Linked DNA regions of Homo sapiens: region 2 is linked to region 1. Evidence: read pairs that join two places in POLR2A ChIA-PET (ENCODE). Cell type or tissue: PC-9. All regions are shown on one strand. Each heading gives the region's core, and the rest is flanking DNA. Links, peaks and the distances in the headings are about the cores only. Region 1 holds the start of LINC02918 (long intergenic non-protein coding RNA 2918). Region 2 overlaps ST3GAL3 (ST3 beta-galactoside alpha-2,3-sialyltransferase 3).

Evidence for each region. ChIA-PET counts read pairs that join two places held together with the same protein. Peaks named below come from ENCODE experiments on the same cell type or tissue, not always from the same donor. Only the 100,000 strongest peaks of a DNase experiment are listed, where the experiment ranks them.
Region 2: POLR2A ChIA-PET joins it to region 1 with 19 read pairs; 3 of 35 experiments call an interaction of 5 or more read pairs at or near these places.

What each region holds. Positions count from the first base shown.
Region 1 is chr1:43,938,745-43,943,139 of GRCh38, reverse strand. It overlaps LINC02918 (long intergenic non-protein coding RNA 2918), which reads left to right and starts at 2,599. Exons shown (of 2, transcript XR_947283.2): 1 at 2,599-2,910; 2 at 4,347-4,395. In PC-9, for the core only: no CTCF peak of the experiment used is centred there; no DNase peak of the experiment used is centred there.
Region 2 is chr1:43,734,772-43,739,166 of GRCh38, reverse strand. It overlaps ST3GAL3 (ST3 beta-galactoside alpha-2,3-sialyltransferase 3), which reads right to left. Exons shown (of 12, transcript NM_006279.5): 2 at 2,787-2,934. The coding sequence starts at 2,904. Among named protein-coding and RNA genes, the nearest start is that of ST3GAL3-AS1, 9.6 kb to the right of the region's middle. In PC-9, for the core only: no CTCF peak of the experiment used is centred there; no DNase peak of the experiment used is centred there.

The DNA.
Region 1 (4,395 bases), core at 110-4,109:
GAACTCACATTTTCCCCACATCTTACCCCTATCACATGCTAAAATACTACATCCCCTGTGTTCTGTACCAGTCCCCCAAGCTAGACACCTGGAAACCATCTCTCATCCAGCCCTCACCTCTCTTATTGTCCCTCACATCTCTTCTGTCCTTGCACATTTGCTTCTGCCCTAACTCAAGGTACCTGTGCTTGTTGCCTGAACGGCTCTAACTATGGCAGCTCTAGCTGGCACCCACCTTGCCTCTTCCATCCATACTAGACACAGTAGCAAGTGATCCATCTGAAACACATCTCTAACCAAGCCCACTTAAAACCCTTTAGTGGCTCCTTTCAGAGCGAAGGCTGAGCTTCTCGGTATAACATTCAAAGCCCTTTGTGACCTCTCCAGTCTTTTGTCTTGATGAGGACCCTCCCCAAGTCCACCTGAAGTTGCTGGCAATCCTGGGAGCGCACCAGGCTGTTTCACACTTCCCTGTCTTTGTTCATGCTACTTCCTCTGTTGAGAAGGCTCTGTGTCATTCTGGATGCCATCAGGAGAGAGACATCACACAGTCAGCAGGCAGGGAAAGTTCAACATAAGCATTTTGAAGTGTAACAGGGAATTGAAGCTGTGATGAACTGGCTAGTAAGAAGTAAATAAATAAATAAATAAACAAATAAAAATCTAAAGAATATAGGACTAGCAGAGTCTTCAGGCTGAGATGGAGAGCCCAAGGAAGAGGCCCTCACCTCTCCACTCCATTCCTGTCCAGGGCTGAGAACCACACCGTGCAGGACAGGACATGGCCACAATGAACAGTGTACATTTAGAAGTGAGAGGAAATAAAGGCAATCAGCAATAACCAGTTCGGGTTCCATGCCTCTCATCCACCCTATAATCCACCCTGTGCAAACAAACTCATTTTTCAAGACTCAGTTCAAATACCACCTTTTCCACAAAGACTTTTCCTCTTCTGCGTCTATCCAGGAAAAAACTGATTCCTCTTCCTTTGTGATTGTAGAATCTGCCCCCTCCTTGACACACATACCTATAACCTCAGTCATACTTCTACTGGGGTACTTGTTTACCCCTACCTAGGGTTGCCAGAAAAAAATCAGGACACTTATTTATTTTTTTTTTTTTTGAGATGGAGTCTTGCTCTGTCACCCAGGCTAGAGTTCAGTGTCACGGCTCACTGCAACCTCTGCCTCCCAGGTTCAAGCAATTCTTCTGCCTCCTGAGTAACTGGGACTACAGGTGTGCACCACCATCCCCGGCTAATTTTGTATTTTTAGTAGAGACAGGGTTTCACCATATTGGCCAGGCTGGTCTCAAACTCTTGACCTCGTGATCCGCCCACCTCGGCCTCCCAAAGTGCTGGGATTACAGGCATGAGCCACCGCACCTGGCCATCTATTTAATTTTGAATATGAGATAAACAACAATTTTTTTTTTTTTGAGATGGAGTCTCACTCTGTCGCCTAGGCTGGAGTGCAGTGGCACGATCTCAGCTCACTGCAAGCTCTGCCTCCCAGGTTCACACCATTCTCCTGAGTAGCTGGGACTACAGGCGCCCACCACCACGCCCAGCTAATTTTTTGTATTTTTAGTAGAGACAGGGTTTCACCATGTTAGCCAGGATGGTCTCGATCTTCTGACCTCGTGATCTGCCCTCCTCGGCCTCCTAAAGTGCTGGGATTACAGGCGTGAGCCACTGCTCCCAGCCTTTTTTTTTTTTTTTTTTTTTTTTTGAGATAGAGTCTTATTCTGTCACCCAGGTTGGAGTGCAGTGGTACGATTTTGGGCTCAAGCAATCCTTCCACCTCAGCCTCCCAAGTAGCTGGACCACAGATGCACGTCACCACACCTGGCTAAGTTTTTGTATTTTTGGTAGAGACAGGGTTTCACTATGTTGCCCAGGCTGGTCTTGAATTCCTGAGCGCTAGCGATCCACCTGTTTCAGCCTCCCAAAGTGCTGGGATTACAGGGGTGAGCCACCACGCCCAGCCAATTTTTTTGTATAAGTATGTCTCAATTATTGCATTGGACATACTGAAAACAAGTATTTAGGCCAGGCATGGTGACTCGCACCTGTAATCCGAGCACTTTGGGAGGCCAATGTGGGAGGATCTCTTGAACTCAGGAGTTCGAGACCAGCCTGGGTAACATAGCAAGAGCCCATCTCTACCAAAAAAATAAAAATTAAAAAAATTTAAAAATTAGCCAGTCGTGGTAGAATGCACCTGTAGTCTTAGCTAGTTAGGAGGCTAAGGTGAGAGGATCGCTTGAGCCCAGGAGGTGGAGGTTGCAGTGAACTGAGATCACACCACTGCACTCCAGCCCGAGGGACACAGCAAGACCCTATCTAAAAAAAAAAAAGGTGTATTTATTGTTTACCTTAAATCCATTTTTTTTTTTGAGACAGAGTCTCACTTTGTCGCCAGGCTAGAGTGCAGTGGCACAATCTTGGCTCACTGCAACCTCTGCCTCCCGGGTTCAAGCGATTCTCCTGCCTCAGCCTCCCAAGTAGCTGGGACTACAGGTGCGTGCCACCACGCCCAGCTAATTTTTATATTTTTAGTAGAGACCGGGTTTTACCATGTTGGCTAGGGTGGTCTCACTCTCTTGACCTCATGATCCGCCCACCTCAGCCTCCCAAAGTGCTGGGATTACAGGCATGAGTCACCACGCAGGGCCTGAAATCCAAATTTAACAGGATGTCTTTTACTTTTATTTGCTACCCTACCCCTACTTCCATCTCCAAGTATAGTTTCCTTGATGGCAAAACATGTTTCTCACTGGTCTCTGAATCCCTGAAACTAGCCCAGTGCACGACAGTTCATGCTCGGTTAATATGAAGAGAAGGCAACTTATCTGGCTGCAGCGCTGAGAATGGTTGGAGGGAGTTGTGACTGGAGACAGTGAGACCAGGTAGGAGGATGAGGAATAAACCATCCAAAAAATTATGAAGGCTTCAGCAGAATAGCACTGGGGATAGGGAAAGGGGATGGATCTGCAGGATCTAAGGATTTGGTGACCAATGCTTAAGGGACATGACAGAGCTTAAGGAGCCTAGGAGATTGCCCAAGTTTCTGGCTGTGTCACTGGATGAGGTTGGTGCACTCACTGAGCAGGGAACACTGGGGAGGGTCTGGAAGCTGGACAGCAGGGAAGCTCATTGATGTGAGGAGCAGAGCAGGCTGGAGAAGGGTGGACAGCAGATCTGAAGGAGGAAACGGAAGACATCCAGTATGGATATGTTAAGCTTGATGTCTCCCAGGATATACAGATAGAGGTATTGGAATTACAGACTTGGGGCTCAGGTGAATGTTCTAGGCTGGAGATAAAATGTGAGCATGGTTAGCATGGAGGTGGTAACTGAAACCACGGGAGTAGACAGTGCTGCTCAGGGAGAGAGTAGAATGGGAAGAGGAGAGAGAGTCGGTATCAGAGCTCTGAGGAACATGAGAGGCAGAGAGAGGAAGAGGAACTCAGAAGTCGTCTGAGAACAAGCCTCTGGAGGAGTGGAAGGAGAACCCGGAGAGTATTGGACCAAGAGAGTCACGGGAAGACAGGTTTTCAAGGAGGACTGACACTATCGAATGCTTCTGAGACTTCAAAGGACTAAATGGCCTTTGGCTTTAGTATTGACCAGAGTCACCTGTGGCCCCAGGAGCTACAATGTGCCACCTGGTGACAGGTTATAGCTACTATGTGGTAAACAGAGGTACAGCTCTGCAGCCTGTTTCCTTTGGGGAAAACAACCTTTTCTTTCTTGCTTGCTTCTTGCTTTCTCTCTCTCTTTCCCCTTCCTTCCTTCCCTCTCTCCCTCCCTCCCCCTCCCTCCCTCCCCTCCTTCCCTCCCTCCCCTCCCTCCCTCCCTCCCCTCCTTCCTTCCCTCCCCTCCTTCCCTCCTTCACTGTCTTCCTTTTGATTTGGGTTGTCCTGAGTTGCAAACTGAGGCTAATTCATATGGGAATGTGTTCTTGGAGCTGTTGCTGTCTTGTTCCGGACTCTGAGATGTTGAGCACAAGCTGTCTGGGGCCCAGAATGCAGCCTCCAGCTGGGGTGAGCCCTGTTCCCTCAAAAGCTGGCAGCCTGGGGAATGTTGACAGCCAGCACCTTTGGCTTGGGCTGTGGCCCTCTCACTGTGAGCATTGTCAGAGATGGCTTCAGTCAGTCTCCTTTACTGGCTCTGGAGCAGCCGTGTCTACTGAGTGGCAGGGTTTGGGGACTAGGCTAGGCTTTAAAGTCTCACTAGCAGGGGGCTGCCTGGCCCCAATAACCCTGGAATTGACAGAATGTCCTTCTCTGCCTGCAGCCAGCCCTCTGTAAACTGTATGGCCCTGGGGCCATTTTCTTTGCAGGAGGGAAGGTGGAACTAAGGATCCCGAATCCGTTTGGAGGCAGAGAGGG
Region 2 (4,395 bases), core at 1-4,000, 200 kb after region 1:
CTTATTAATATTCTAAACATTAAGGAAAAATAATGCTAAAGACATTTATTTTTCTAACTTGGGATTGTCCTCAACCTCCTCAGATGAAAGGCATACAAACTCTTGATTACACAGCCTCTCTGAAGCCTCAGTTTCTGTATCTGTAAAATGAGGATAATAATAACCAATAAAAACTATGAGGATCAAATGAGATTCCGAGTATAAAGACCCTGCTATCTTACGGACATATAGTAGATATAGTAATCAATAAATTACTATTTCATCTTATCATCATCAGTATTATTAAAACACAGCCTAAATTTCACAACATAACAGTCTTTGGGGTTGTGATGCTCCTTCAGCTTGACTCTAAGTAAAGGACTCCTCTCCGGCCGGGCGCAGTGGCTCATGCCTGGAATCCCACCACTTTGGGAAGCCAAGGCAAGCAGACCACTTGAGCCCAGGAGTTTGAGACCAGCCTGGGCAACATGACTAAACCCCATCTCTACAAAAGACACAAAAATTAGCCAGGAATGGTGGTGTGAGTCTGTGGTCCCGGCTACTTCGAGAGGTTGAGGTAGGAGGATCGCTTGAGCCTGGCAGGTTGAGGCTACAGTGAGCTATGACTGCACCACTGCACTCTGGCCTGGGCAACAGAGTGAGACCTCATCTCAAAAAAAAAAACAAAAAAAAAACAAAGAGGACCCGTCTGATTTAGTAAGCCATGCAGGGTGGGTCCTATTACTCTGTTCTCTGATATTACAGCACATAAAATAGTATGCTTTGGTCAGATGGTCTAAACAACCTATTCAAAGTCAAACATCTAAAAGGCTTAGGAGTCAGAATAGAAAAGCTATAAATACTGGTTAGTCAGCTAACAATTAATGGAAAGGACAGCAGATAACTAGCAATAAACTTCTGAAGCCTACGGCCCAAGTGAATAGCAGCTTGTCACCTTCAAACCTAATAAGCCTCTCTGTCTTCTTTTGATAACTTTCTCTCTTTCCCTCCTTTTCTTTTCACACCCCCTTCCTGACACTCTCTACTATTACTTCTCTGAGCCCCTTTCTCTCTCTCTTTTTACCAGGTAGAATATTAAATTAAGTTCTGCCTTCAGTATTTATTATATTTTTCAATAAAATAATGAACATAGGTTTTAAAGACAGGAATTGAATTCCAGTTCCAACAATATAACCTTGGTAAATTAAAGTGTTTCAGTTTGCTCAACTGGAAAATGGGGATAATAATGGCATCTTCACAAAACTGCAGTAAGAATTACATTAAATGAAATTATATTTGTAAATTGTCTAGCCTAATGCCTGAAACACAATGAGTCTTCCATAAAGTTAATTCCCTTCCCTACTGATCTAGGAAAATCTTATCTGATCCTTGGTTATATCTTCTACAGGTCAGCAGCCCTTAGCGGAAAAGGAGACCCTTGTTCTTCACACACATTTCCATCTAAATTATTGATAGAGATGGATCCACCACTACCAATACAGACAATGAATGCCTCTAAATACAGAATTCTGCATTTCACTGATACAAACACTCCTTATCCTGGGTAGTCTCCTTGGTTTTAAAAATAAGTCAGTGCAGAGAAATTTAAGTAAACTTTTGAAACACAAGTAATTAGTGATAATTATAAGCTAAGCATTTAAAAGGCACTTAAATATTCTATATAAAACAGTAAATTAAGGATATAACACTATATTTTAAAAACTGGCTTGAAACTGCCTCAGTAGTTTGAGCCATGGGAGAAATAAATGAGCTACTTCACTGTAATACTTCCCATGTTAGGGTCTTAGAACAACAGCAGGCCAATTGCCCGTTGCTTCTTCCCACTCACTGCAGCTCACTTTCACCTTGTACCTAGAGACTGACTCTCTTCTCAAGTGAGTTCTATACTGGTATCTGGTAGATGTTAGTAAAAATAAAACTATTTTAAGAGAAGACATATCACTGCAGGTCAAAACAGGCCACTCTGTTCTGATTTTATACTATTTCCCACACCAAGCTCAGATAACAGTCAGACAAAATAACCAAAAAGAAAACCACTATGGTCACTGTGTGATATTTCAAGCTACAGCCAAGAAAACAATGTGCAAAGGCTGGTGCTGATCAATGTAAGCCCTTCAACTGCAAGCCTAGAACCAAAACACAGGCCACATCAGGTAAACAGAAACCAAACCAGTGGGATTCAGGCTATGTGGAAAACACTATGTAACACATGAGACAAAGTGCACAAAGAGAAGAAAAAAATTAGGAGTTACTGGGTAGGGAAAATAAGCCATTATTGTAGCCAGGTGCAAGTTCAATAGCAGCAACGGCTACAAAGATTCAGTAGACAACGTTTCTTTAGGGAAAACAAAACAGAGACAATATTATGTTGAAAATTCAACATAAAGATGAATGTTTTAAGGGCAGATGGAAACCAACTTCAATACTAATCCCTAAGGCAATAAATGGCAAAATAGAGTGGCAATATGCTACAGCAATTAGAAAGAACAAAAGCGTTCAAGAACTAGAAGTATGAGTATAGTTTGGGTTTTTATTGAAGAATAGCACATTCTCACCAAGTTTGTAAAAGGAACTGAGATTTGTCATGGCATGCAGTTTTTAAAAAACATCAAAGTTCTCAGCCTATACCAGCTAAAATGGCAGGCAATTTCTAGGCCAAAGTCCCAGAAATGTTCAGTTTACTCTCATTGCCCATCTCTGAAGAATATGAGACGCAGCCACACGAAAAACCAGTAACTGACCTGCAACAGGCTTCTCCTGGGGTGAGCTAGAGTGACTATACTTACTGGAGTCCTCCTCCCACTGGAGTAAGTGTAGCTTCCACGCAGAATAATACAAAAATCCCAGTACCAGAAAGAGGCAGAGGGCTAGCAGCAGATTGCGCACAAATACCAAGAGTCCCATCTTCACATGATTTACGATTTCCTAAATGACCTAGAAAAGAAAAAGTTTAGTTCTTAAAAGACAAAGCACTCATCTTATTGATATATTCTCTCTTAAAGTATCTATAGAGAGAATTTCCAAATGAAGAATAACTTAGAGTTATCACTTTCATATCATGGCATCTTCTAACCTGCTCATCCCCATCTCAAAAAACAGCTTCATCATCAGCCAGCGCCTAAGCTAGAAAGCAGCAATCATCTTTGCTTCCCCACCCCAGCCGCCGACATCCAGTCCCTGACTAGTTCTGGCAATTCCAGCCTCCCAGATATTTTTCAAATCATAGCCCCTTCCCATGATCACTACCCTAGATTGTGTTATCACAGCATTCCCACAAACACGTTTCCCTGCCTTCAAATTTACATTCTCCAAATCCATTTCCACATGGCACAAGAAGTCTTTTAATAACACAAAATCTGACAATATCCCTGCTTAAACCCCTTTGCATTCGTTCTCTACTGCTGCTGTGGCAAAGTGTCACAAACTTAGCAGTTTAAAACAACACAAAATTATCTCAGAGTTCTGAAGGCCAAAATCTGGATATGGTGAGGCTCAGCTGGATCCTTGCTTAGAGTCGCACAAGGCCAAAACCAAGGTGCTGGTAGGGCTGTGTTCCCTTCTGGAGGCCCTGGAGAAGAATCCACTTCCATGCTCACTCAGGCCGTTGGCTGAATTCAGTTCGTGCAGCTGTAGGGACAAGGCCCCCGTTTCCCGGCTGGTTATCTGCCAGGGGCCAGCCTTCAGGCCTACAGTCCTTTTCATGCTTTCCATGTGGTCCCCTTCAGGCTCTCTCACTCTTTGAATCTCTCCAAATTCCCCCTCCGCCATATCTTGCTTCTCTTCCAGCTGGAGAAACTTCTTTGCTTTTTGGGGCCCATGTGATTATATTGGGCCCACCTTAATAATCCAGGATAATCTCCCTATTTGAAGACCCAAAACCTTAATTATATCTGTGAAGTCCCTTGTGCCATGTCGAGTAACAAATTCATAGGTTCCAGGGATTACGGTGTGGATATCTTTAAAGAGCCATTCTGCCTAACATAGCTTTCATTCAATTCTCAACTCCTCTGAATAAAGTAATTGCTCCTTACAGCCTAGCGGTTTCTGACTGAGCCTCGATTTACTCTCCAATCCATCTCTTGCTTCTCTCAACCTCATTTGTGCCCTATGCTCTAGTCATTGTACTTTCTATTCATTGAATGCTGCCTTGTTTCTATCCTCAAGGTCTGTCTGGAATTCACCCACCCTGCTACTGTACCTGCTATGCATCCTTTGATGTAAAAGGATGCATAGCAGGTACACCTTAAATGTAAAATGTAACATTGGCCAAGAAGACTGCCCTGGGTCAGGCCCTCAACCAAACCCAATCAGATATCTCAGCCACAAAATTACAATGACATAAGAGAAAAAAATGATGTATAAATATTAATAATGGTGTGACAAAACATTATAATT